Regions from separate parts of the Homo sapiens genome. Here region 1 is linked to region 2. Evidence: chromatin loops called from intact Hi-C (ENCODE). Cell type or tissue: B cell. All regions are shown on one strand. Links, peaks and the distances in the headings refer to the core of each region. The heading gives the core; the rest is flanking DNA. Region 1 holds the start of HPDL (4-hydroxyphenylpyruvate dioxygenase like). Region 2 holds the start of MAST2 (microtubule associated serine/threonine kinase 2).

Region 1 (11,661 bases), core at 3,662-11,661, 480 kb before region 2:
TCCTCATCAGTCACTCCTACTTACTCTCCCACTGAAGTTTCCACATATCAATCCCTCCCTACTCAAGGCAAATGGTTCTTAGACCAAGGAAAATACCTCCTTCCAGCCTCACAGGCTCATTCCATTCTATCGTCCTTTTTAACCTCTTCCATGTGGGTTACAAGCCACGAGCTCGCCTCTTAGAACCTCTCATTTCCTTTAAGACATTTGCCCTGCATTTCACTCCATCCTTGGCTACCTTCCCCTTGTTCTTCGGACTCTCCTCCTAGCTGTCCTCTTGCTTGCTTATACCTGGCCCCATGAATAGCAGTGAAAGGTTATTCATAGACACTATGCGCTTTCTCATACACCATAAAAATCGAACCTCCCCCTCTACCCAGTTGCATCATCAATCCCCATTGCAACCTCTACCTCCCAGGTACAAGTGATTCTCCTGTCTCAGTCCAAGTAGCTCAGATTACAGGCATGCACCACCATGCCTGGCTGATTTTTTTGTATTAAGTAGAGATGGGGTTTACACCATGTTAGTCAGGCTGGTCACGAGTTCCTGACCTCAGGTGATCCACCCGCCTCGGCCTCCCAAAGTACTGGGATTACAGGTGTGAGCCACCACACCTGGCCAGACTACCTGTCTTTTAACTAGCTCTCTGAGCTCTGGGCAGGGCCCACACTGAATCCTGGGTTTCCAAACCGGGAGAATTATTCTGAGGCTAGACTATCTGATGTTTTTACAGTGCACTTAAAAAAAATTTTTTTTTAAAACAAAGATATTTCTAAGTGTCTAAACTACACCCTTCTTTAAAAACCCAGAGTACCCTGTGTTGCAATAATTATTATAGTCAATATATCCGGTAACACAATACAAAAGCAAGCAGCTTAAAGGCTGAGATGAACTTGTCTGTTTACACTTTTGGGGTTCTATAAGGAATAACAAGTTTCTCCCCAAAAGGGAGTCTGGCAACTTCTCCGTTTTCTTAAAGGAACCCCAGGTGATTGTAAACTATTTTAGGTCCCTCATGCAGCAGAGGGTACAAGAGAAAGGAGAGACAGGAGAAGTGAATGAAGAAAACAGAATTCAGTCAACTAAGAAGAAAAAACTTTTCCTCAAAAATAAAGGACAACGTCCTAGGACAGAAAAAATAAATGACGGCCTTTGAATACAAACACACATATGCACACGTACACACACACATCTTGGATGTTAGCTTTTAATTAAGCTGACTTTAACCATTGAGCTCCTTTAAAAAAATGTTTTTAAATTTCATTACCATTTTTGAGCTGGGACAAATTGCCGCTGTTTCAGAAGCACAGCCATTGCTCTTTCAGTTTCGCCTGACTAGCAAAAAGGTGGCCTCGTTATGTAAATAAAGCCCCTAAAGGGGCTAAAGTAGTCAAAATCCAAAATCTGTCCTCTTTTCTCCCTTTTGCTGGCTGTTTTTCTCCCTCACCACACCGCCTTTCTTTTTTTTTTTTAATTCAACCATTTGAGAGGCTTTGTTCCACAAAATTTGGAACTTTCCTTTGGATTTGATCAAGTCAGATCTTTCACGCGCGTATGTGTGAAGACATCACCAAACAGGCTTTGTATAAGCAATAAAGCTTTTTAATCACCTGGGTGCAGGTGGGCTGAGCCTGAAAAGAGAGTCAGCGAAGAGAGATAGGGGTGGGGCCATTTTATAGGATTTGGGTTGGTAGTGGAAAATTACAGTCAAAGGGGGTTGTTCTCTGGCTGGCAGGGGTGGGGGTCACAAGGTGCTCAGTGGGGGAGCTTTTGAGCCGGGATGAGCCAGGAGAAGGAATTTCACAAGGTAATGTCATCAGTTAAGGCAGGAACCAGCCATTTTCACTTATTTTGTGATTCTTCAGTTACTTCAGGCCATCTGGATGAATACGTGCAGGCTTGGGCTCAGAGGCCTGACATTCCTGTCTTCTTATAGTAATAAGAAAAATAAAACAAAATAGTGTTGAAGTGTTGGGGTGGTGAAAATTTTGGGAGGTGGTATGGAGAGATAATGGGCGATGTTTTTCAGGGCTGTTTCGAGCGGGATTGGGGTGGCATGGGAACCTAGAGTCGGAGAGATTAAGCTGAAGGAAGATTTTGTGGTAAGGGGTGATATTGTGGGGTTGTTAGAAGGAGCATTTGTCGTATAGAATGATTGGTGATGGCCTGGATACGGTTTGGATGAATTGAGAAACTAAGCAGAAGATCCTGCTACAGTTAACTACTACAGTTAACCAGCCCAACCTATTCCTTTAATTCGGCCCATCCCTTCATTTCCCATAAGGGATACTTTTAGTTAATTTAGTATCTATAGAAACAATGCTAATGACTGGTTTGCTGTTAATAAATATGTGGGTAAATCTCTGTTCGGGGCTCTCAGCTCTGAAGACTGTGAGACCCCTGATTTCCCACTTCACACCTCTATATTTCTGTGTGTGTGTCTTTAATTCCTCTAGCGCCGCTGGGTTAGGGTCTCCCCGACCGAGCTGGTCTCGGCAAGAAAGAACTAAAAAGCTAAGGGAATACCAAAACAACCAAATGGATTCTTGGTTTGGGAACAAAATCGTAGCATGAGTCATCCCCATTCCTGGGCCATCTCCTAATAATATGCCCAGGACTAATGTTCTTACCCTGCCTAATAAACTTTTTTCAAGGATTTTTAACTGACAGGATCATGGCCATTTCACAGACAACTACCCCAAAACATCTACAGATGGCATTACTCCTATAGTCAATCCGAAACCAGAAAACTCTCCATCCCCGTCAAAAGGAAGTAGCCAGAAAGAACATGCCGCCCCTCTTTTTTTTTTTTTTTTTTTTGGGGGGGACAGAGTCTAACTCTGTCACCCAGGCTAGAGTGCAGTAGCATGATCTCTGCTCACTACAACCTGCGCCTACTGGGTTCAAGTGATTCTCATGTCTCAGCCTTCCAAGTAGCTGGGATTACAGGCATGCGCCCACCACACCTGGCTAATTTCTGTATTTTAGTAGAGACGGGGTTTCCACTGTGCTGGCCAGGCTGGTCTCAAACTCCTGACCTCAGATGATCCACCCACCTCAACCTCCCAAAGTGCTGGGATTACAGGCATGAACCACCGTACCCGGCCCTTTTTTTTTTTTTTCTTTTTTTGAGATGGAGCTTCGCTCTTGTTGCCCAGGCTAGAGTGCAATGGTGCGATCTCGGCTCACTGCAACCTCCGCCTCCTGGGTTCAAGCAATTCTCCTGCCTCAGCCTCTCAGCTTGCTGGCATTACAGGCGTGCACCACCATGCCTGGCTAATTTTTCTTTTTCTGAGACGGAGTCTCGCCCTGTCGCCCAGGCTGGTGTGCAGTGGCTCAGTCTCGGCTCACTGCAAGCTCCGCCTCCTGGGTTCACGCCATTCTCCTGCCTCAGCCTCCCGAGTAGCTGGGACTACAGGTGCCCGCCACCACGCCCAGCTAATTTTTTGTATTTTTAGTAGAGACGGGGTTTCACCGTGTTAGCCAGGATGGTCTCGATCTCCTGACCTCGTGATCCACCCGCCTCGGCCTCCCAAAGTGCTGGGATTACAGGCGTGAGCCACCGCGCCTGGCCTAATTTTGTATTTTTTTTAGCAGAGATGGGGTTTCACCGTGTTGGTCAGGCTGGTCTTGAATACTTGACCTCAAGCTATCCACTCGCCTTGGCCTCCCAAAGTGCTGGGATTACAGGTGTGAGCCACTGCACCTGGCTGCCCCCGTCCTTTTTATCACTATAGAGTCTGGACTGACGGAGCAGGAGCACTGCCATCTTGGACAAGCACTGCCATTTTAAGTTTTGCCTTGATCAAAAACTGCCTAAATCCAAAGGGCATCAGCCTAATGGCTAAGGTCAGCATGACCATAAACCACAAATGACATCTCTGACCAGAAACGTTCCAAGCCCCTCCCCAGCCAGAGACATGCCAGCCCCAAGATAACCTCCCCTTCGGCTGGAGAGGTGTCAGCCTCAAGATAACCTCCCCTCCAACCAGAGACATTCCAACTCCACCATAAACTTCTCCCTGACACAGAAACATTCCAAGCTCTCTCCAATAAATACTGTTAGTCTGGGCCAGACGCGGTGGCTCACGCCTGTAATCCCAGCACTTTGGGAGGTGGAGGCAGGCGGATCATGAGGTCAAAAGATTGAGACCATCCTGGCCAATATGGTGAAACCCGTCTCTACTAAAAAAAATACAAAAATTAGCTGGGTATGGTGGTGCGTGCCTGTAAGTCCCAGCTACTTGGGAGGCTAGCAGGAGAATCGATTGAACCCGGGAGGCGGAGGTTGCAGTGAGCTGAGATCTCGCCACTGCACTCCAGCCTGGTGACAGAGTGAGAATCCATCTCTAAATAAATAAATAAATAAATAAATAAATAGTCTGTAAGAGAGAGCACTCCTGACTGAAATCAGCCAGAAGCCCCTCTCAGGTTTGATTTTTGAGCTGCTTTTTGTGTTTCTTTCCTCTTTCTTTAACTCTTACTGTGACTTTGAACGGAATGGGAGGCAGATTGGCCCTAAGCAGTTCCCAGCTTGACTTTTCCTTTTAGCTTAGTGATTTGGGGCCCCCAAGATTTACTTTCCTTTCTTACTACCCAGGATTCCTTGGGGTGAGCTGCTCATTGAGTAGGCTGCCTAGCCTTTGGCCCATGCCAGTGAAGCCCCTGTCCCCATCTCTCTAGTAGGCCACACAACACCTTCTGGGAGGTACCACTGGCATTGTATCATGAGATAAAATAAAACAATAACTAAATAGCCAGGCATGGTGGTGTGCACCTGTAGTCCCAAGCTACTTGGGAGACTGAGGTGGAAGGATTGCTTAAGCCCAGGAGTTGGAGCCTGCAGTGAGCTGTGATCATGCCACTACACTCCAGCCTAGGTGACAGAGTAAGACCTCATCTCTAAAAAAACTTTTTTCTTTTCTTTTTTTTTTTTTTTGAGACAGAGTTTCTCTCTTGTTGCCCAGGCTACAGTGCAATGGCATGATCTTGGCTCACTGCAACCTCCGCCTCCTGGGTTCAAGTGATTCTCCTGCCTCAGCCTCCCGAGTAGCTGGGATTACATCTAATTTTTTGTATTTTTAGTAGAGATGGGGTTTCACCATGTTGGCCAGGGTGGTCTTGAACTCCTGACCTCAGGTGATCCGCCTGCCTCAGCCTCCCAAAGTGCTGAGATTACAGGTGTGAGCCACTGTGCCCAGCTCTGAAAAACTTTTTAAAATAAATAAATATTAGAATATGTGGGAAAATAAAATTAATTAAAAAAAAAAACAGTAACTACAATAGCAACAGCTACTATTTACTGAACACTTACTCCACCTCACTTAATCACAACTCTTTGAAGTAGGTACTATTATTTCCATTTTTACAGATGGGCAAATTAAGGCTCAGAGGCGTTAAGCAACTTGCCCATACAGACAGTAAGTGTTGCTGGTGATTCAAACCCAGGTCCGTCTGGCTTTTGGAACTCATGTCCTCACATTCACTGGTCTGCAGAGTAGCACCAAGTACCTTTTACCACCCTGACCAGCTCCTGGGTACTGCCCTCCTGCCTGCAGGCCTGAACACCATGACATCCAGCTAGCCCCTGTCCCCTATGACATCCTTCTCCCTCTTGCCAATGAAACCCAGTAGATCAGGCTGCCTGACAAAAAAATTTCTTGTGATGCCTTGGACTGTGGCATTCATCCTAAATGCCTCCCTAACAGCATGGCCCATTGCTCCTCTAAGAGTCTGGCTCACACTCTTACTGAGTTTTTGCTTATGCCCTTTGCCCTTCTTGGATGCCCTTCCCTAACCCTTCAAGGGCCACTCAGTTGAAGTTCCAGAAGACTACAAATTCCTCAATCCAGTCATCTCACACAATTCTGGGTTTCAGAGCCAGAAGTGCCCCCACCACAGAAATCTCTGGCTCAATGCCAAGTCAGGAAGCTGCAAAGAGCAAGGAGGGCCTGTGTTCCAGTCCTCAAAGGATGGGGAAGGGGAATGACAGCCAGGCAGCTGTTCCTTTCAGATCCCGAACCGTCAGATTTTTCCTCCAAATCTTGCTTGGGACAAGGGGTTAAATGATGTTGACAGAAGGGTGATTGAAGAAAGAGACAGGACTGGTTGAGAGATTGCCCAACACTTTGGGAGGCTGAGGTGGAAAGATGGCTTGAGCCCAGGGGTTTAAAACCAGCTTGGGCAATATAGCAAGACCCCATTTCTAAAAAAAAAAATTATTTTTAATTAGCTGGGTGTGGTGGCGTCCGCCTGTGGTCCCAGCTATTTGTGCACTGAGGCAAGGAAAATCGCCTGAACCCAGGAGGTGGAGGCTGCAGTGAGCTGTGATTGTGCCACTCCAGCCTGGGTGACAGAGTGAGACCCTGTCTCAAAACATATAAACGTGTGTGTGTGTGTGTGTGTGTGTGTGTGTGTATTCCAGGGAACATTAAGACTTAGAGGCAAACTCCAGAACTTAAAGAAAAAACATGAAAGTGCTAAAAAATTCCGTGCTTGTGGAGAGAGAATTCCAACTCTTTCCCTGAACCCGGGCTGAGTCCCTTCGCTGTGAGGTTGGGGGGATGAGTGGGAGCCCAGTGCCTGGCGCCGAGTGAAGGCAGCCATTGTGAGTTCCTGGGCTGGGGAAGGGAGGCTCAGTGCCCAAGGATGTGACCAGGCGTGAGGCCCGGGGAAAGAGCAGCGCGGCGACCCCGCAGTATCCGAGGCGACAGGGTGTGGGGGAGGGGGTGGGGAGTCAAAGGCGGAGTCACGGGCTCCGCCCTCTTTCTCCTGCTTGGCGCGAGCACAGGCACCGCGTGGTTCTCACAACCAGCAGCTCGGCTCACTGAGACCCGGTGGTCCAGACGCTGCTCCTGGCTGGGGTGGCGCTGCAGGGAGAACCGCGAGCTCTCAGGGGTCGGCGGGTGACTTCTTTCCGGAAGAAAGCGAGGAACGCGCTCTGCGGGGTGAGCCGGACTCCCCAACTCCGGACGATCAGCCCAGGACTGAGAGCCCCGAAGTCCCCAACCACAAGTAAGCGGCCCCAGAAGGACAAGTCTAGGTCGCCGTCCAGAGCGCCATGGCCGCGCCCGCCCTTCGTTTGTGCCACATCGCCTTCCACGTGCCCGCCGGGCAGCCCCTAGCCCGGAACCTGCAGCGCCTCTTCGGCTTCCAGCCCCTGGCTTCGCGGGAGGTGGACGGCTGGCGGCAGCTAGCCCTGCGCAGCGGCGACGCGGTCTTTTTGGTGAACGAGGGCGCAGGGTCTGGAGAGCCGCTGTACGGCCTGGATCCGCGTCACGCCGTGCCCAGCGCCACAAACCTGTGCTTCGACGTGGCGGACGCCGGCGCTGCAACCCGGGAGCTGGCAGCGCTGGGCTGCAGCGTGCCTGTCCCTCCCGTTCGCGTGCGGGACGCGCAGGGTGCCGCCACTTACGCCGTGGTCAGCTCGCCTGCCGGCATCCTCAGCCTGACCTTGCTGGAGCGCGCTGGCTACCGCGGACCCTTCCTACCCGGCTTCAGGCCCGTGTCCTCTGCGCCTGGCCCCGGGTGGGTCAGCCGCGTGGACCACCTGACCTTGGCCTGCACCCCCGGCAGCTCCCCCACACTTTTGCGCTGGTTCCACGACTGCCTGGGCTTTTGCCACTTGCCGCTGAGCCCAGGTGAGGATCCCGAGCTGGGCCTCGAAATGACAGCAGGGTTTGGGCTTGGGGGACTGAGGCTTACAGCCCTGCAGGCCCAGCCGGGCAGCATTGTCCCCACTCTTGTTCTGGCTGAGTCCCTTCCGGGGGCGACGACACGACAGGACCAGGTGGAGCAGTTCCTGGCCCGGCACAAGGGGCCAGGCCTGCAGCACGTGGGGCTGTATACGCCTAACATTGTGGAGGCCACTGAGGGGGTGGCAACTGCTGGAGGCCAGTTCCTGGCTCCCCCTGGGGCATACTACCAGCAGCCAGGAAAGGAGAGGCAGATCCGAGCTGCAGGGCACGAGCCTCATCTGCTTGCTCGACAGGGGATCCTGCTAGATGGTGATAAAGGCAAGTTTCTGCTTCAGGTCTTCACCAAGTCCCTTTTTACTGAGGACACTTTCTTCCTGGAGCTGATTCAGAGGCAGGGGGCCACTGGCTTTGGTCAGGGCAACATCAGAGCTCTGTGGCAGTCCGTACAGGAGCAATCTGCCAGGAGCCAGGAAGCCTAAGGATGCCCAGGGCTGGGTGCAGCCAGCTGTCCTGCAGCTCTGGGGAGACCAGCACAGAACTGAGGAACATCTGCAGGAGGCCCAACTAGTGAAAGGCTTTGCCTCCGGGGGGCAGGTGTGACTTCCATTTCATCAGTGCCTGCCAGAAGCTGTGTCTCTCATTGGGCTCCAAAGAGGTGGGATTTTTTAAAACTAAAACATTTCTTATATACAGTCTATAATAAATATGTAAGATACAAAGAACAATAAAAGAATTACACACTAGGAAATAGAACATAACCAATACTTTCGAGTCCTCCCTGTGTCCCGCTGTGATTCTATTTCCTCCCACCCACTCCTCAAATCCTGTCATTATTAGCCCTTTGCTTTTCTGTATTGTTTCACTCCGTATGTAACATAACCCTAAATAAATTATTTCGTATTTGAGGTAGGAATTTAAAACAGAACAAATCTTCTCCTGTGCTTCCTCTCCCCCTAGGGAGCGACCACTCAGGTGGGGAGGGGCTGGGTGAGAGTTGAGCCCAACTACCTACTCCAGAGTGATGCCACCACTCCAATTAGAGCTGACCTGAGACGTAAACAGAGGGTGTTGTGTGTCAGCCACTGGCAGGTTCTCCCTGTAGCTGCCTTGCCTTTCTCCTGGGGGTTGGAGGGCAGATCAGTCTGGACAGAACACCCCCACTCCAACCCCATCTGCCCGGGGCTGGCTGGGAGTTCAGCCAGAGAAAGTCAGAACCAAGCAGAACGTCACCACTTTTCTGGGTCCCTCCCTCAGATATAAGGGGTGAGGGGGCTAGGGAGAGGGTGGAAGGCTGTCCAAAATAGCTACAAAAGGGCGGGCGTGGTGGCTCATGCCTGTAATCCAAGCACTTTAGGAGGCTGAAGTGGGAGAATCACTTGAGGCCAGAATCACCTGAGTTCGAAACCAGTCTGAGCAACATAGCGAGACCCCCATCTCAAAAAAATACAACATAAAATAACTACAAAAATAAGCACTTTACTAACAACAGGATTCTCAGGGAATGGGGGCTTTCAGAGGTGTCACTGGGCTGCACTGTTGAGGCTGTGTGCATCAGTGGAGATGTGAGACCGAAAGAAATTATCCAGGACTTGCTGGCCCATGCGGGGCTTTTTCCGACTGCACGGAGAGGACACCTGGGACCTTTTGGAACCCTGTGAAAAAATGGAAGGAGGGAGGCCTTGTAGTTGGGGGAGGGGGAGCAGAGAATCCTCTCCTTGTCCTCTCTCCCTTTCCCCGACTCTACTGATCTAGCTAGGCTTAGCCTGGAATGCTGTAGAGCTTTCATCCTGCCTCAAGTATCTGCCCCATCAATCAACCCTCCAAAAGGCTGCCTGAGGGAATCGAATTGTCCTAAAAATGCAAATCTGACTCCTCTCTCCTCCACCTAAAATGAGTCAGCAGCCTAGGGCTCACACCCTGACTGACCCAGCAGGCCCTGCTGACCTTTCCAGCTAAACCAACTGCTCACAGCTCCTTGAGCACTGCAGCCTGCACTGGGCTCCACCTTTGCTCACACTACTCTTGGGACTGGAAAGAACATCGCTACGGTTGATTCCCCTCCCAAACCTGAAGAAAAGGATTCATTTCTAGGACGAAGATTACCAGCTGCTTCCTCCAAACAGCCTTTCCTGATCCGTCTCCCAATTAGAACTGATAGCTCCCATGGATGGGTGTGGTGGCTCACGCCTGTAATCCCAGCACTTTGGGAGGCCAAGATGGGCAGATCACTTGAGGTCAGGAGTTCGAGACCAGCCTAGTCAACATGGTGAAACCCTGTCTCTACTAAAAATACAAAAATTAGTTGGGTGTGGTAGCAGGCACCTGTAATCCCAGCTACTTGGGAGACTGAGGCAGGAGAATCGCTTTAATCCAGTTGTGGGAGATTGCAGTGAGCCGAGATCGGGCCACTGCACTCTAGCTTGGGTGACAGTGAGACTGTCTCAAAAAAAAAAAAAAAAAAAAAAAAGAACTGATGGCTCCACAATTCATATCCCACAAAACTCAGTACAGGCATTTCACACACCTGTGACACTGGAGAGTCCTCATCATTTTTTTCCTTTCCCTCTACCCTGCACCCCACAATGGAAGGTCTCCAGGTCAAGAACTATTCCTCCCTCCAGTGAAGCCTGGAGTGGAGAATGTTCACCCAGACATTCGTTAGTTAACTGACTAAAAACCTATGGACTCAGGCCTGGGGAGACACGGTTGGGAGAGGCCTAGGAGACTTACCATACAGGTCCCTGGCTGTTGGCCCTGATACACACGGAAAACCTAGACAAGAAGACAGGGAGGTGAGGGCTGGCACTTTTTGCAAAAGAGATAAACCGGTGTTCTGCCCTTAACTTCATGTCCCAGTACTTTTGTTTAAAATATGCTTTTTTGGCCAGGCATGGTGGCTCACGCCTATAATCCCAGCATTTTGGGAGGCCAAGTCGGGTGGATCACTTGAGGCCAGGAGTTTGAGACCAGCCTGGCCAACATGGTGAAACCCCATCTCTAAAAATACAAAAAATCATGGCTGGGTGTGGTAGCTCACACCTGTAATCCCAGCATTCTGGGAGGCTGAGGCGGGCGGATCACTTGAGGTCAAGAGTTGGAGACCAGCCTGGCCAGCATGGTGAAACCTCATCTCTACTAAAAATACAAAAATTAGCCAGGCATGGTGGCGGGCGCCTGTAATCCGAGCTACTCAGGAAGCTGAGGCAGGAGAATCACTTGAACCCGGGAGATGGAGGTTGCAGTCAACCGAGATAGCGCCATTGCACTCCAGCCTGGGCAACAGAGCGATTCTCCGTCTCAAAAAAAAATGCTTTTTTTCCTGTTTACACAGTAATATATTCATGTAGAACATGTAGGAAACACAAGGAAGTACAACAAAGACAACAAAGGTAGTGCCTTTTTCATGGCGGTGGAAACAGCTGCGGTGTGAAATTCCTCCTGCGTCAGCCAGCGAGCACCTGGTGGTACGGTGGTCACTGGGGTCTGCCCTTCCAAGGCCAGCCCATATACTTGATATGTCAGCTTGATGTGAGAGAAGGTGTGGACAACCTGGAGGAAGGGTCAAGGGGTTCAAATAGGCCTGTGGATATAGCCTCAAAAGCCAACATCCTTGGCTATTCCGCTGCTCACTTACCTCCCCAAGGTGCCGGAGGTGCGTGGCTGGGAGGGGCCCAGCCCAACGCTGTAGTTCCTGCAGCAGGGCCTTGCGCTGAAGCTGCTCTGAGGGCTCCCAGGTCACGGACGGGAACTCCCACAGTCCTGCCAGCAGACCTGAGAGGGAGGGCAGCCAGGCAGGGGTCAGGCCTCAGCTGCCGATTCCCTCCATTCTCTCTTGTTACTCATGCCACTGCCCTCCACGCCCAGTATCCAGGTACCTGAGTTGGGCCTCTGCACCAGCAGAATTTGGGCCCCAAGGGCCCCAGGCTGTTCCAGAACACAGGTGGCAGAGCTCTCCTCCCTGGG
Region 2 (11,956 bases), core at 2,147-10,146:
CTCTGTTGCCAGGCTGGAGGGCAATGGCGTGATCTTGGCTTAACACAACCTCCGCCTCCCGGGTTCAAGTGATTCTCCTGCCTCAGCCTCCCGAGTAGCTGGAATTACAAGCATGGGCCATCTTGCCCAGCTAATTTTTGTATTTTTAGTACAGACGGGGTTTTACCATGTTGGCCAGGATAGTCTCAATCTCCTGACCTCGTGATCCACCAGCCTCTGCCTCCCAAAGTGCTGGGATTACAGGCGTGAGCCACTGCACCTGGCCTCCCCTTCTGTATTGAGTGTTTAACAGGAAGAGCAGAAAGTCCCTAGGAAGTGGACTTCTTGGGAGAATTTGTGCTGGGGCTGCTTGTTTCCCTGGGAGATGACTGTGCTTTGCATGGGACATGAAAAAGTGAAGGACTAAGCTTCAATTATGGGAACTCTGGCCTGGGCATCCTTGACTGAGCTTAGTACTGAGGGAAATTGTCCTCCTTCAAAAAAATCTCTGTTGAATCAGAAGGACCTTTCTTGAAAGTAATGTTATGTGGTTTGTGTTAGTCTGCTTGGGCTACCATAACAAAAGAACACAGATTAGGTGGCTTAAACAACAGAAATTTATTTTTTTCACAGTTCTAGAGGCTGAACATCCAAAATCAAGGTTCTAGCCAATTTGGATTCTGGTGGGGGCACTCTTCCTGGCCCATAGACAGCTGTCTTCTCACTATGTTCTCACATGGCCCTCCTCAGTACATGTGCCTCGAGAGAGGGTGAGTGCTCTGGTGTCTCCGCTTATAAGGACATTAATCTCATAGGATTAGGGCCCTACCCTTAAAACCTCATTTAAGTTTAATTACTTCCTTAGAGGCCTCATCTCCAAATACAGCCACACTAGGTGTTAGGACTTTGACGTACAAATCTGGGGGAGACACAAACATTCAGTCCATAATATGGTCCCAGGGAGCAAAGATGCCAATGGACTGATCTAATTATAGCTGAATTTGGCTATGGAAGTTGGACTGATCTTCCTGAAGTAGATTTCAAAGACAGCCACAAGTTCTTCCCCTCCCTGAATCTATTCCCCCTTGCCATGTAACTTTAGTCCCTGGCCACACTGACTTGCTTTGGCAATGACACAGTTGCTAATGTGGCATCAACAGAGATTTGAAAAGTGCTTTCACATTGCGGCTCGCTGTCTCTTCCTCCTCACAGGACCCCCTACCACTGCTGTCATGTGAAGAAGTCCAAGTAAGCCTGAAGGATGGTGAGAGCTATATGGGTTAGTCATTCCCACTGCCATGGCCAATGGCCTGCCAATTGCCATATGTGTGACAGAAGCCATTTTAGATGACTTAGCCACCAGCCAGCCAGCCCTCAGCCGACTGCAGATGCATAAGCAAGCCTAGCAGTGATTAGATAAACTGGACCAGACCATAAGAACTGCCCAGTTGGCTCACAAAAATGTCAGCTAAATAAATGGTTGTTGTTTTAAGCCACAAGTTTTGAGACAGTTTGTTATATGACAATAGATAACTGCTATACTTACCTTTTTTTTTTTGAGACAGGGTCGCATTCTGTCACCCAAGCTGGAGTGCAGTTGTGTGATCTTGGCTGACTACAACCTCCATCTCCCACGCTCAAGTGATCCTCCCACTTCAGCCTCCTGAGTAGCTGGGACTACAGGCATGTGCCACCATGCCCAGCTAGTTTTTGTATTTTTTGTAGAGATGGGGTTTTGCCATGTCACCTAGGCTGGTCTCAAAAATCTTGAGCTCAGGGGGGAGGGGGAAGGGATAGCATTAGGAGATATACCTAATGCTAAATGACGAGTTAATGGGTGCAGCACACCAGCATGGCACATGTATACATATGTAACTAACCTGCACATTGTGCACATGTACCCTAAAACTTAAAGTATAATAATAATAATAATTTTAAAAAAAATCTTGGGCTCAAGTGATCATCCCACCTTGGCCTCCTAAAGTTCTGGATTACAGGTGTGAGCCACGGTGCCCAGCCCATACTTAACTTTTAGAATATAAAACAATTTTGGAGTTCTTAGATAATTAAGGAGGAGATACTAGGCTTCCTAATAATATGACATAAGGGGCCTAACTAGAATAAGGAAAAGTAATGTGATCACATTTATATTCTAAGAGTATGGTATTGTTCATATCGGTTAAACATCTAACTATGGGTGGCCCTCAGTTCTGAGCTCTACACTGGTGTAACCAGTAGCTTACTAGACATCTTCACTTGGATATCTCACTGGCACTTCAGAGCAAACACATCTAAAATGGAATTGACCATAATCTGTTTCACACTTTTTTTCCCTCTTCTGTTCCCTACCTCAGTTGTCCAAGCCAGAAACTTGGAAATCATTCTTAGGGCTTTTTCTTTCTCTCTGCACCTTTGATGCAGTTAACAGGTCCTGTGGTTTCTACTTTCTGGATCTCTCTAAAGTCCACCTGTGTTCGTCCGTCCCCGTTATCATTGTCTCAGTACTAGTCACTAACACCTCTCCCTCAGCTAATTATAATATCCTACTAATTTGCACAGGATTTGCCAGTGGAGTGGATATGAAGTATGTGAGAAAGAGAGAACTCAGGGATCACTCCGAGGTTTTGGCCTGAGCAACTGAAAAAAAAAATTGACTTGTCACTTATTGAGCTGGTGAAGACAAGTATAAAAGTGGATGTGGGGCCGGGCGTGGTGGCTCACGCCTGTAATCCCAGCACGTTAGGAGGCCGAGGTGGGCAGATCACCTGAAGTCAGGAGTTCAAGACCAGCCTGGCCAACATGGAGAAACCCGTCTCTACTAAAAATACAAAAATTAGGCGGGTGCAGTGGCATGCGCCAGTAATCTTAGCTACTTGGAGGCTGAAGCAGGAGAATCACTTGAACCTGGGAGGCGGAGGTTGTGGTAAGTGGAGATTGAGCCATTGCACTTCCAGCCTGGGTGACAGAGTAAGACTCCATCACAAAAAAAAAAAAAGAAAAAAAAAGTGGATGTGGGCCACATTGTGTCACATTGCCATTTCTGGCTGATGGGAGGCTGAGAAAGTATCTGGCTGTATTAGTTTTGTATTAACATGTAATACAAATATATAATTACCACAAGCTTAGAAGCTTAACATAACATGCATTTATTATCTCACAGTTTCTGTCTAGATTTGTGTTAGCTCGGTTCTTTGCTTCAGGGTCTCATCAGGCTTCCACCAAGTTGTGTGGGCTGTGTTCCCATCTGGGTGCTCAACTGGAGAAGGGCCTGTTTCCAAGCTCAGTCTCACTGTTAGGAGAACTCATTTCCTCCTGCTTGTAGGATTGGACCTACAGAGTTTTTTGTTTTGTTTTGGTGCTGTTGGGCCGGAGGCTGTCCTAGAGGTTGCCTGGAGTTTACTGCCACATGGACCTCTCCATAGGCAGTTCAGAGAATGACAGCTTGCTTTGTCAAGGCCATTAGGAGTGCAAGAGTGAGTCTTCTAGCAAGATAGAGTCTTATATAATGTAACATAATCAAGGAAATGATATCCTGTTACTTTTTTTGTATTCTATTGGTTGGAAACAAGTCACAGTCCTCATCTCCATTCATGGGAAGGGATTACATAAACGTGTAAAATACTGGGAAGCAGGTAGAGCAGGAGGACTAGCTTAGAGTCTATCTGCCCAATAACTCTCGCAGTACCAGTATGGAAGGTGAGAAGGTAGAATGGGTTCTGGTCCTTAAGTTACCAAGGCTGAGTCAGTGGGTTCTCCTGCCAGAGACTGTTGATCTGTAATGATGATACAACTATGAAGAGAGGGTTAGAATTACTTTGCAGGGGTGCACAGTAGCAGCGCAGCTCATTGCCTGGTGGTTGTGACAGCAGTGTCCTGAGATTGTCCCTAAGGTTCAGTCTGTGGGGGCTCCTTGTTTCCTGCCAGCTACGTAAGCCTTTTTCTCCTATCTCTGTTCAGCTCTGTGATCCATTCTATGTAGCCTTCTAAGAAATTACCCCTTAGGCTTAAGATAGTCAGAGTTGTTTGTTATTTGTAACTAAGGATGTGACAGACCCTGTACATGTAGCTGGAATAATTATAATTAGTTGTCACCACATGGATTAATGGGAGAAGGAGAGGGAGGTAGAGGCCAGATTTGGATGGCCTTGCCAGCCATAGTAAGTTTACACTTCATCTTGAGATTCATTTAATTGCTTTTTTTTTTGAGATGGAATCTCGCTCTGTCGCCCAGGCTGGAGTTCAGTGGTGCGATCTTGGCTCACTGCCAGCTCCGCCTCCCGGGTTCACGCCATTCTCCTGCCTCAGCCTCCCGAGTAGCTGGGACTACAGGCGCCCGCCATCACGCCCAGCTAATTTTTTGTATTTTTAGCAGAGACAGGGTTTCACCGTGTTGGCCAGGATGGTCTTGATCTCCTGACCTCGTTATCCACCTGCCTTGGCCTCCCAAAGTGCTGGGATTACAGGAGTGAGCCACCGTGCCCGGCCTCATTTAACTGTTTTTTTTTTTTTTTTTTTTTTTTGAGACGGAGTCTTGCTCTGTCACCCAGGCTGGAGTGCGGTGGCACGATCTTGGCTCACTGCAAGCTCTGTCTCCCAGGTTCATGCAGTTCTCAGCCTCCTGAGTAGCTGGGACTACAGGCACCCACCACCACGCCTGGCTAATTTTTTTGTATTTTTAGTAGAGACGGGGTTTCACTGTGTTAGCCAGGATGGTCTCGATCTCCTGAATTCATGATCTGCCCGCCTTGGCCTCCCAAAGTGCTGGGATTATAGGCGTGAGCCACTGCACCCGGTCCATTTAATTGTTTTAAGCAAGCAAGTAACATATAGGAAGAGTCTTGTGAGGGCTTTTTGAAGGATGAGTTTAAAGACAATGAGACTGGCATAAGTGAACCCGTTGAAGGCTTTCTCAGTCAAGTAGGTGAGGGAAGATGAAACTTGAGGTGGTGCCAATGGGACGGAAAGAGGAGGCAGATTGGAGAAATAGTGAGGTTATAGAGGCAATAAGACTTGTTCATTTATTGGATGTGAGGAAAGGACAAGGAAGGAGTCCAGGATGATTTCCAGGTTTCTGGTTGAGGCAACTGGATGGGTGGTAAGGAACTGGGACAGGGAATAGAGGAGCAGGCTGGTGACAGGCCGTAGAGCACATTGGTTATGTGCATCCTCCCGGCCTCCCAGAAGGAATCCATCACTTTTTCCACTTTTATAGGTGTTTCCGCACTGTCTTTCTGTCCGGATCTGGCAGACCTGGGTTTGAGTCCTGGCTCTGGACTTATAAGCTGTGTGATGTTGAGCATATTATGTAATTTGAGCCTATTTCCTCAACTGTAAAATGGAAATACAACTTACTTCTTGTTTGTGTATGTCTGAATTGAATGCACAGTGTGTGGTATGCAGTGGGCACTCCATAGTGTTGGCTATTTTTATTACTCAGAAAGGGGTCAGGGAAGAGGCCCAGGACAAATGGGTGAAGGCTTTAAGCAAGGCTTCTAGGTCAAAAGAGGAAAAACACAACATGTGGCAGACCAGCTGAAGCCAGAGGGAGGCCAGAGCTGAGCTACCACCACATGTTGCTGAGCAGATGAGTCACTGCAGGCAGCAGGTCAGGCTACCCAGGCCACAGCAGACTGGGCTGGGCTCTACACGATGACTTCATTGTATGCCTTTTTTGTCCTCTCCTCCTCCCAGAAGGAATCCATCACTTTTTCCACTTTTATAGGCGTTTCCACACTGTCTTACTGTCCGGAAAGAGCAAACACGGTGGAAAGGGACAGAAGAGCCAGAATTCCGTCTAGTTTGATCACTGATTTGCTGGGTGACCTGGTGCATTTCACTTCGCCTCAGTCTCTTTATCTGTAATATGAGAATGCGCAGATTTGCCTCCTAAGTGTGATGTGAGAATTAGGTGAGAGTTGGCAGGCACTAAATAAAAAAGCATGCATTAGCCTTCTATTCATTAGTTGTGTTATTCTGTCTCCTTCCTGCTCCCGGCCCCTCTCTCCCTAGTTCTTTGAGGACACCGATCGACTCGAACTCATTTTTGGGTCCCCAGCACTGAGCTTGGCCCAGCAGTTTCATGAATGGATGAATGAAAGATTCAATGGGAGTCCGCAGCCGCTGACGGCGCGCCGAGAGCCCCGCTCGCTTCTGGTCCTCCGACTGCGCGCCAGGGCCACGGGCGGGTCCTTTGCGACCGTTCGCTGGCGCGTGCGCGGGAGGCGGCGCGCGGCCGGAGGTGGCGGGCGGGCTCCCGGTGCGCGCGCGTGAGGGGCGGGGCCGGCCGAAGGCTGGCTGTAGGCAGGCGGCTGAGCCGGCGGCGGGTGGCCTGCCCAACGTGTGCTGGGTGGGAGAAGGCGAGGCGTCAGCGATGCTGTCTCTTCCGTGAGGAGCGCAGAGGAGGTCGCGGCGCCGGAGGCCCCAGAAGGCTCGAAGGCGCCGCGGGCTGGGGTCGGTGGCTTAGGGAGCCCGTCCGGCCATGGTGGCCGCGGGTGGTGGTTGGCGCGGCTGCGCTGCGGCCCGGGGCAGTGCGGAGCCGGGACAGTCGCGGCGCTGACGCCCGCGGGCCCCAGCTGCAGATATGAAGCGGAGCCGCTGCCGCGACCGACCGCAGCCGCCGCCGCCCGACCGCCGGGAGGATGGAGTTCAGCGGGCAGCGGAGCTGTCTCAGTCTTTGCCGCCGCGCCGGCGAGCGCCGCCCGGGAGGCAGCGGCTGGAGGAGCGGACGGGCCCCGCGGGGCCCGAGGGCAAGGAGCAGGTAGGGCGGGTTGGGATCCGGGAGGGTGAACCTGAATGGAAGCCGTGGGGGAGGGGATCTTCGGCGGGAGGACCCGGGCTGGAGCTTTGGAGGGGTGGGGTCTGAGTAGTTCGCGGGGAGGAGTGGGAGGTCTGGGGAGGCCGAGAAATGGGGAGTGGAGAAATGGAAGTGGTGGCCTGGGGTTGTATTGGAAATGGGGGTGTAGAAGAATGAAAAATTGGTGCAAGAGATAGTCAGGGGTTCTGGATGGGGCGAAAGGACGCTGGAATGTGGGCTGAGTGTGTGAGCTGCAACGAGTAGGCTTACTAAAGAGGCGTTGAGGAGTTATCCATAGGAGTAAATAGAGTAAGATGTAAGTCAATTTGATGTAGTGTTATCCTGTTTTCTAGAGGTTGTCCTTAAAATTGTAAAAACGGATGACACTCCCAAGCATTCTCTGATTTGGCCATCATTATACTTTTGTACCAGTGTGTTCACAATCATTGTTAAGGCTCTCTTTACCAACCATCTATTTCACAAGAAAGCACTTGTGAAACACCTGCATGTGAGCAGTGTTAAGCCCAATTTTGTGAACAGAATTCGTAGATATATGGTTTGCCTGCTAGTTTTCCACTGAAAACACATTACTGGGAAAACACAGCAGCATACAAATATTCATGGAGTTTCTGAATGAACAGGATATGTTTATGTAATTTATTAGTCAAGAGTAGGTGTATTTATGAGTAGGGGATAAAGGTCAGTTTTATCAGGCAGGAGAAGCTGCCACTAGTAGCGGTAATAAGTTTAGTGAAAGGAGAATAAGTAATCCTTGGTCTTGTTGGATTTACAGAAAAATGTTCTGTAGTAATGAACTCTAGTGACAGCTTTCCTTTTGTTCAGCTCTATTCGGGATCCTACTGACTTCATCCATGAATGTTTTAAGACTTCTTATAGGTCTCTTACCTCTTTTCTCTCAGATAAATTAGCATTTTCCTTAGACATTTTTTTTTTTTTTTGAGACGAAGTCTCGCTCTGTCGCCCAGGGGAGAGTGCAGTGGCATTATTTCGGCTCACTGCAACCTCCACCTCCTGGGTTCAGCGATTCTCCTGCCTCAGCCTCCCGGCTAGCTGGGATTACAGGTGCCTACCACCATGTCCAGCTAATTTTTTTGTATTTTTAGCAGAGACAGGGTTTCACCATGTTGGCCAGGCTGGTCTGGAACTCTGACCTCAGGTAATCGGGATTACAGGCATGAGCCAGTGTGCCCGGCCCTTTAGACAGTTTAAAAATTATATACCATGCTAGGTAGCCCTTGGACTTTTCCCCCCTTTTGTTCTTCCACCTCTTATTCCCCACTGAGCCCTGAGGAGACTGCACCATTGACCATCTCTGCCCCGCTTCTAGCTGCTGAGCATTGTCCTCTTGCTGCAATTTACTCCCCCATGTGCCTAATACTTATCTTTTACATTCTCTGCAGTATCATCTAGTCAAAACTTGTACAATGAACTTCAAGTCCAGGTCCTTTCCTGTCTCAGTTTACCTGTCCAGTTGACCTTACTGCGTATTTCATGGTAGAGTTCAAGATTACTTGATTTTTCCCTCCTCTTTATTTTATGATTTTTGTGTTTTCTCATCCTTAGCTTCAGTCTCAGAGAAAAGTACTCATCCTCCTCTCCGAGGCTAATTTCTCTACTTATGTCCTTGATTTCATCCTCTTTTGTTTGCCTTAGACCCTTGTTACTCTCTTTGTTTTATATCACAAATAAAAACAAAACAACATAATTTCCCTGAATTGTGTAACCTACCCAAACTACTTTGTTATCTCTTCTTTGCTTCCCCAACAACCTTCTTGAAAAATGAGTTTGTATTCAGTGTCTTAGCTTCCTCACCTTGTATACATTTCTAATATGGTTTGGCTTCTTCACTTATGCTTTCCCAAAACTGATGTCTTTAAGGTCACCGAAAGCTTTTTTTGTGTGGGATTACTTTTTTATTGAGGTTTGACAAATCAAAGGTTCATTCAGTCCATGAAATATTACAGAATGAGTACCTGTATGATCACAACTCACATCAGGATGGAGAACATTCCCAGTACCCTAGAATGCTCCCTGTGCTTTCTCCTAGCACTACTCTTTTACAGATGTAACCTCCCTCACCACCTCTGTCACTATAGATTTGTTTTGAACTAATACTTCATATAAATGGAATCATAGTGTGTACTGTTTTGTGACCAGATTCTTTCATTCGGATCATGTCTTGAGACTCATCCATGTTGTTGCTTGTAGAAACAGTTCTTTTTCATTGCTGTGTAATTTTCCATTGTATGAATGTATTGTGATGGTTACTAAAACTTATTTTTGTTTTTGAGACAGGATCTCACTCTGTCACCCACGCTGGAGTGTAGTGGTGCCGTCATAGCTCACGGCAGCCTTGAACTCCCAGGCTCAAGTGATCCTCCTGCCTCAGCCTCCCAAGTAGCTGGGACCATAGGCACATACCACCATGCCCAGCTAATTTTTTAATTTCTTTTTCTTTTTCTTTTTGAGACAGAGTCTTGCTCTCTCGCCCAGGCTGGAGTGCAGCGGCACATTCTCAGCTCACTGCAACCTCTGCCTCCCGGATTCAAGCGATTCTCTTGCCTCAGCCTCCCGAGTAGCTGGGATTACAGGCATGCACCACCATGCCTGGCTAATTCTCTATTTTTAGTGGAGATGGGGTTTCACCATGTTGGCCAGGCTAGTCACGAGCTCCTAACCTCAGATGATCTGCCCGCCTTGGCCTCCCAAAGTGCTGGGATTACAGGCGTGAACTACCACGGCCTAATTTTTTATTTTTTGTAGAGGTGGTATCTTACCATGTTGCTCAGGCTAGCCTCGAACTCCTGGGCTCAAGTGATTCTCCCACCTTGACCTCCCAAAGTGCTGGGATTATGGGCATGAGTGCCCAGTTTGTTTTTCAAATTGAAATATAATTCATGGCTACTTGTGAAAAGTTTTCATTGTGAAATAGTTACAGAGAGAAATATGTAAAAGTCCTGGGAACCTTTAAATTACTAAATCTGATAGTCTTTTCCTCATCTTGTCTGACCTCTGTGAACTATTTGTCACTGTTGACTGTGTGTTCCTTGTTGACATTTTTTTCTTTTTTAATATTATAATATCCATTCTGTTACTGCTTCTCTAACTGCTCTCTTGTGTGTCTTTGTCTTGTGTTTTCTCTTCCTGTTCCTGAAATGTTCCTTGAGGACATGTCCTCTGTCCTTAGCTTGATCCTTTATTGTGCTCTATTTAGCAGGCTCATTCTGTTTGTAGATGTTGAGGATGTAGAACAAGGGTCTGCAGTCCTCTTTATTTATGGCATTGTGTCACAGAACATCCTTGTAAAGTGAGCTGAGTCTCTTTAGGTGTGACCTCTTTCCTTAGCTCTACATTTCCATTTTTGTGCTTAACATTTCCACCGTAGACTCATCATTTGTGTTCTTAACATTTGTGATTTTTTTTTTTTTTTGAGACAGGGTCTCACTTTGTTGCCCAGGCTGGAGTGCAGTGGTGGGACCTCAGCTCACTGCAACCTTCGCCTCCCAGGCTCAAGTGATTCTCCAGCTTCAGCCTCCCCAGTAGCTGGGATTGCAGGCGTCCGCCACCACGCCTGGCTAATTTTTGTATTTTTAGTAGAGACGGGGTTTCACCATGTTGGCCAGGCTGATCTCGAACTCCTGACCTCAGGTGATCCACCCACCTCGGCCTCCCAAAGTGCTGGGATTACAGGTGTGAGCCACTGTGCCCGGCCTAACATTTGTGAGTTTTATAATTTGATAGTGACCTTGAAAGTTCATAATTTGTAATAATTTATGATTTTAAAAAGGCCAAAATTTTCATTGTATGTGTCGAGACTGGTTGAATTCTATTTATTTGGGTAGTAAGAGCCCAGCTGATCAGCAAGCATCTACATCTCACACGTAACTTTTTTTTCCCTTTCTCATGACATGGAACAGTGCTTGTTACAGTTTTTATTATACTAGTATTTAAGAATACGTTCTAATCAGGATGTAGGACTTGGATCTCCAGAAGGTCAGTGGTTTACTGTATCATGAAAATAGAATAATTTCTGTGTTGAAATGTGCTTCTCTCTGTATCTTTCCTTTTTGTCATCCAACATGAAATTATATCCATGGCTTTTTTTGTTTGTTTTATTTTGAGATGGAGTCTTGCTCTGTCGCCCAGGCTGGAGTGCAGTGGCGCGATCTCGGCTTATTGTAACCTCTGCCTCCCAGGTTCAAGCGTTTCTCCTGTCTCAGCCTCCTGAGTAGCGCATGCCTGGCTAATTTTTTGTATTTAGTAGAGATGGGGTTTCACTGTGTTGCCCAGGCTGGTCTCGAACTCCTGAGCTCAGGCAATCCACCCGCCTTGGCCTCCCAAAGTATTAGGATTACAGGCGTGAGCCACCGTGCCTGGCCCACATCTGTAGTCTTTTACTTCTTCTCCTTTGACTCCCTTAGCCAGTCTGGCATTAGGTTCTCTCGATTCTGCCTTCATGAAATCTTTCAAACCATTATTCCCATTGTCACTACCTTAATTTCATATTTATAAACTTTAGTCTTGGTTGTTGCAGTATCTTAACTGTATTTACTCAGTCTTCAGTCTCTTAACCTCTAATATATTTCACGTTCTATTAACAAAAGATTGGAACTCATTGCCTCCCTGGCTAATGGTAAGTGCTTTATAAATACTCGTTAAATGTTCATTTCATTTCTCCTTATTCATATACCTTCATTAGCTTCTTATTACCCATAGAATTAAGCCTGAAGACCTTGGCATTCAAGATCTACTTGATACTTAGCACTTTTTGTTAGAAGAGTCAGTTAGTTGCCACTTCTCTTGGTTCCTTAGGACCGTCTGCTTTTCTCGATCATGGCATACAATATTAAAATTATCTTGTTTCTCTCATTAGTAAGTTCTTTGAGAGTCAGACTGTTCCATTTACTTCTGTATACCTAGGGCTTAGTATAGTACTTGAAACATAGTTATTTGTGTATTTATTAGAAACATAGATATTTGCTCAATGTCCTAATTGATTGTAAGTCAGTCAAATGAATTCCTCTGAGGCTGTCTTAATCATCATGGTATCTTCAGCCTCTAGTATTTTAACTGGTATGTAATAGACATTCAGTAAGTAATTGTTTATTGTTAGGCACTTTGATATACTTTAATTAGTCATCAGTTTGAGAAGCTCTTTATTCT

What was found. A loop is a pair of places that touch in the nucleus more often than their neighbours do. Peaks named below come from ENCODE experiments on the same cell type or tissue, not always from the same donor. Only the 100,000 strongest peaks of a DNase experiment are listed, where the experiment ranks them.
Region 1: it touches region 2 in a loop (9-fold over the local background); 2 of 110 quality-filtered maps call a loop at or near these places.

Annotation. Positions count from the first base shown.
Region 1 is chr1:45,320,088-45,331,748 of GRCh38, forward strand. It overlaps HPDL (4-hydroxyphenylpyruvate dioxygenase like), which reads left to right and starts at 6,808. Exons shown (of 1, transcript NM_032756.4): 1 at 6,808-8,623. The coding sequence starts at 7,062. The coding sequence ends at 8,177. It overlaps MUTYH (mutY DNA glycosylase), which reads right to left. Exons shown (of 16, transcript NM_001048174.2): 12 at 11,574-11,661; 13 at 11,333-11,469; 14 at 11,095-11,247; 15 at 10,429-10,470; 16 at 9,155-9,350. The coding sequence ends at 9,219. RefSeq lists a silencer at 3,810-4,104 and enhancers at 6,840-6,889, 6,900-7,149, 7,910-8,019, 9,368-10,302. In B cell, for the core only: no CTCF peak of the experiment used is centred there; a DNase peak (open chromatin) is centred at 6,784; H3K4me3 peaks cover 1,387 bases; H3K27me3 peaks cover 494 bases.
Region 2 is chr1:45,797,337-45,809,292 of GRCh38, forward strand. It overlaps MAST2 (microtubule associated serine/threonine kinase 2), which reads left to right and starts at 6,276. Exons shown (of 29, transcript NM_015112.3): 1 at 6,276-6,736. The coding sequence starts at 6,560. RefSeq lists a silencer at 6,104-6,543. In B cell, for the core only: no CTCF peak of the experiment used is centred there; DNase peaks (open chromatin) are centred at 6,225 and 6,945; H3K4me3 peaks cover 1,833 bases.